Linked DNA regions of Homo sapiens: region 2 is linked to region 1. Evidence: chromatin loops called from intact Hi-C (ENCODE). Cell type or tissue: HCT116. All regions are shown on one strand.

What was found. Peaks named below come from ENCODE experiments on the same cell type or tissue, not always from the same donor. Only the 100,000 strongest peaks of a DNase experiment are listed, where the experiment ranks them.
Region 2: it touches region 1 in a loop (24-fold over the local background); 49 of 110 quality-filtered maps call a loop at or near these places.

The regions. Positions count from the first base shown.
Region 1 is chr12:112,903,401-112,905,900 of GRCh38, reverse strand. No RefSeq gene overlaps it. Among named protein-coding and RNA genes, the nearest start is that of OAS1, 2.3 kb to the left of the region's middle. In HCT116, no CTCF peak of the experiment used is centred here; no DNase peak of the experiment used is centred here.
Region 2 is chr12:113,025,189-113,027,688 of GRCh38, reverse strand. No RefSeq gene overlaps it. Among named protein-coding and RNA genes, the nearest start is that of DTX1, 30 kb to the left of the region's middle. In HCT116, no CTCF peak of the experiment used is centred here; no DNase peak of the experiment used is centred here.

The sequences.
Region 1 (2,500 bases):
GCATGAGCACCAGCACCATGAACAGTTTACTCATTCCCTGGCAATGACCCAGTTACCACCCTTCTTCTAGAAATTTCTGAATAACCTGCCCTTAATTTGCACGTATTTAAAAGTGGGTATGAATGTGACTATAGAAGTGCCCTGAGCTGCTGCTCTCCAGGCACTGCCTATGGGGTGGCCCTGCTCTGCAGGGACAGTCACAGAACTGTAACCCTGCTGCCTCAATAAACCTTTTTCTTCCTCCTCTAGCTCACCCTTGAATTCCTTCCTGGACGAAGCCAAGAGCCTTCCCGGACGGTGTCCCAGTTTTGGGGCTCCCCTGCCCTGCAAGAGTTTCACTACCTTAAAATCCCCTATGCCTCACCTGTTCATCCCTCTCTGAGTTAGATCTTTCTTCTCCTAATATATGCATTCAATGCTATAACTTTCCCTCTAAACACTACTTTCACTACATCCCACACTTTTTGATAGGCTGTTTTTTCATTTTAATTTAATTCAAAATATATTTATTTATTTTGTTGAGACAGGGTCTCACTCTGTTGCCCAGGCTGGGGTGCAGTGGCACAATCTTAGCTCACTGCAGCCTTGACCTCCTGGGCTCAGGTGATCCTCCCACCTCAGCCTCCCAAGTAGCTGGGACTACAGGTACATGCCACCATGCCTGGCTAATTTTTGTATTTTTTGTAGAGATGGGGTTTCTGCATGTGGCCCAGTCTGGTCTCGAACTCCTGGGCTCAAGCGATCCATCTGCCTCAGCCTCCCAAAGTGCTAGGATTATAGGCGTAAGCCACTGAGCCTGGCCCAAAATATTTTAAAATTTCTCTTGAGACTTCTTCCTTGCCCCATGTGTTATTTAGAGGTGTGTTCTTTAATCTCCATATATTTTGGAATTTTCCAGCTATCTTTCTTTTGTGGGTTTCTTTTTTAATTCCATTGTAGTAAAGGGCATGCTTTGCATAACATATCTCTGTTGAAATTTGTTAAAGTGTGTTTTCTAGCCCAGAACATAATATGTCTTGGTGAATGTTCTGTGTGAGTTTGAGAAGAATGTGTTTCCTGTTTTTGTTGGATGAAATATTTTGTAAATGCCAACTATCTTTCTTACAAACCCTTAACCTCTTAACCAGATTATTCATGAGTTGACACTCTCCACTCCTACTGTATAAGATGTTGACTTTGGCCTAAGACTAAATGTCACCATGAGGGTGGGGTGCTGTCTTTGCAATACTCACTTCATTTACTAGTTGAAGATTCTTGCTGCACTGTATGCAAAAAATTAGGCCAAGTATGATAAAGCAAACCAGTCATACCATTGTAGCAGGAAGAGCTGCAGACAAAAACCCCTCAGACACCGAGTTAAAGAAGGAAGGGGTTTATTCGGCCGGGAGCATGGGCAAGACCCCTGTCTCAAGAGCTGAGCTCCCCGAGTGAGCGATTCTTGTCCCTTTTAAGGGCTCACAACTCTAAGGGGGTCCATGTGAGAGGGTCGTGATGGATTGAGCAAGCAGGGGGTACATGACTGGGGGTTGCATACACCAGTAATTAGAACAGAACAGAATAGGACAGGGATCTTCACAGTGCCTTTTTTATGCAAATAACCTATTAGGTCAGGAGTCGATCTTTAACTACCAGGCCCAGGGTGTGGCACCAGGCTACCTGCTTGTGGATTTCATTTCTGCCTTTTAGTTTTTACATCTTCTTTCTTTGGAGGCAGAAATTAGGCATAAGACAATATGAGGGGTGGTCTCCTCCCTTACCATGATTCATCTTTAGTAAAAATGGGAAACTGGAGAAAGATTATGCTTCAAAAACTATAGTACACCTGTTGTTGCATTCTAGTCTTGCCTAATGTTTTTCAATTTTTATTATTTTCTATAGTTTGGACTGAATTCTAATTTTTCTTGGCTACAAGTCTCCAAAATAATATTTTAAATTTTTTCCTTCTTTTCCCCCCATTTTCCCTAATTTGGAATCACTGAAAACTAAGTTGTGCTTTTATAAAGCCCTGCAAACTGGAGCTAGACAACTTAAACCTCAGAAAAAAATAATTACATATTTACAGACGTAAGCCACTTTCATACCTATCTGCTGATGTGTGAACTTCGGAATACTCTGGCCTGTATCTTGATTTTCCAGGATTGTTCTTTTGTTTGTTGTGTTCTCCCTTCCTCCCCCTATTTTCTCTTCACAGGACATGAGACTTTACAACCTTCTAAAAATGAGCTTTCCTAATAACTCCGGACTTACCCCTATAGTAATAAACCATCCTAGCCAAGAGAAATCAGATGAAACCTGAGACTAGAGACTCATTTTCTTCTAAAATGCTTTGTCTAAAATATTTTTAAAAAGAAAAGGGAGGAAATGTGAAAGGAAAATATCTTGGGGCCCCAAAATCACTCAGCTAAAGGGAAAAGTCAAGCTGGGGAATTGCTCAGGGCAAACCTGCCTCCCGTTCTATTCAAAATCACCCCTCTGCTCACTGAGATAAATGCATTTCTGA
Region 2 (2,500 bases), 120 kb before region 1:
ATGTATACATATTTAAGAACATCATGGTGTACATCATAAATATATACAATTTGTCTTTGCCAGTTAAAAAAATGGAGGCCGAGATTCTTCATGGCAGGGTGGGGACGGAATTCCTGTCTGCACCCAATGACTTTCTTGATTATTGAGGCACATCAGATGAAAAGTTCTTCAGCTCCAACGATCATATTGGCTGTCCTGCTGAATTGTGTTAGTCTAAAGCTTGATTTCCTGGGAGGTGCTAATGTTCCCCCCCTCAGAGAGGAGAGGCTATGTGGCATTTGAGGACGGGCTCCTTATTTCCTTCTCAGGAATGGCCTTATGTGATGGCGAGAAGCAGTCTGGTTTTGGCTGGGTGTGGTGGGTCACACCTGTAATCCCAGCACTTTGGGAGGATGAGGTGGGAGGATCACTTGAGATCAGGAGTTAGAGACCAGCCTGGCCAACATGGTGAAATCCTGTCTCTACTAAAAATACAAAAATTAATCAGGCATGGTGGTGCATGCCTGTAATTCCAGCTACTCGGGAGGCTGAGGTGGGAGGATTGCTTTAACCTGGGAGGTGGAGGTTGTGGTGAGCCGAGATCACACCACTGCAATCCAAACCTGGTGACAGAGTAAGAATCCATTTCCAAAAAATAAAAAATAAAAAAAAAATAAAGAAGTAATCTGGTTTCGTCAGATGCCTCGTTTCTCTTGGTAGTATTTTTGTGTATGAGTTGCCCAAACAGTGTGTTTAGGTTAACTGAGGATAAGACATCTTTGGGGGCTCCTGGCCAGAAATCAACCCCAGCTTTTGCAGTGGAATTGGTTATGTGGTGGACTCAAGCATTCCTGACAGAAACAGGCGTGGTTGTGTCTAACTTGACTGGCCAAGATGAGACAGCCAGAGGTTCGGGCACTCTCTGGAGTCAGTAGTGAGGTAGGAAGTGGGACTGGTTGCTGGAGGCAGACTCCGACTCTGGACCAGATTGAAGGATAGCTGAAACAGGGAAGAGGCAAAAGCACCTTTCCATAAGACACGCCCACCTGTGCCATTGCCACGGCAACACCTGGAAGTTACCACCCCTTTCTAAGGCAATGACCCAACAACCCAGAAGTTACCCCTCTTTTTCTAAAAATTTCTGCATAATCTGCCCCTTAATTTGCATATAATTAAAAATGGGCATAAACATGAATGCAGAACTGCCCTTGAGTTGCTACTCTGGGCATACTGCCTGTGAGGTAGCCCTCTTCTGCAAGGAGCAGGACCTCTGCTGCTGCTGTACACTGCTGCTTCAATAAAAGTCGCTATCTAACACCACTGGCTAGCCCTTGAATTCTTTCCTGGGTGAAGCCAAGAACCCTCCTGGGCTAAGCCCCAGTTTTGGGGCTCACCTGTCCTGCATCAATAGGACATTAGCTTCATCTCTGGGAATGCCAAGGAACCAGGTGTTTAAGCCAGTGAATGTTTCCATTCCTGTCTTCTGGTGCTCCTTAAGAGACTTCCATGATAGGACATTTAGTTTTTTTATCTAGGCCCAGAATAATACCTGGAATCCATGTGCTAAGATTCCTTACTGGGAAGAGACAGACTTGGAAGGTGGCAGTGGGTTGGTGCTCTTCCCACTGTGTGCCATCTATCTGCTCCAAATAGGGATTAGGGGTCTCCTATTACAGGTAGGGAAGAAGGAAGGAAGGTAGCAGAGCAGAACAGTGTCCCTGGCATCAGATAGAACCGAGTTTGAGACCTAGTTCTCCTATTTCCTGGCTCTGTGGCCTTGGCAAGTTCCTTCTGCTTTGAGCTCAGCCTGCTCATCAGTAATGATAATAACATTAGTGACTATTAGTGATCACTTACTAGGTGCTGGGCACTATGCCATGTGCTTTGCATATCTGTTAATTAACTCTCACAACAATCCCTGGAAGTAAGTTCTTATACTTTTTCTTTTTTTTAAAGATAGGATCTTGCTCTGTCATCCAGGCTGGAGTTCAGTGGCACAATCATAGCTCACTGCAGCCTTGAAGTCCTGGGCTCAAGCAATCCTCCTGACTCAGCCTCCTGAGTAGCTGGGACTACAGGTGCATGCCACATGTCACCACATCTGGCTAATTTTTTTGTAAAGACAAGGGAGTCTCACTATATTGCTCAGGCTGGTCTCGAACTCCTGGCCTCAAGCAATCCTCTGATCTCAGCTTGCCAAAGTGCTGGGATTACAGGTGCGAACCACAACGCTTGGCCAATCCTTATAATTCTTATCTTACTGTATTAGCTTGCTGGGGCTGCCATAACAAAATACCACACACTGGGTGGCTTAAACAACAGAAATTTATTTTCTCAAAGTTCTGGAAGCTGGAAGTCCAAGGTCAAGGTGCCAGCAGGGTTGGTTTTTCCTGAGGCCTCTCTCCTTGGCTTGCAGATGGCCACCTTCTTCCTGCATCCTCACATAGTTGTCCTGTGCATGTGTACCCCTGGCATCTCTTCCTTTTCTTATAAGGACACTGGTCCTATTGTACTGATGTCA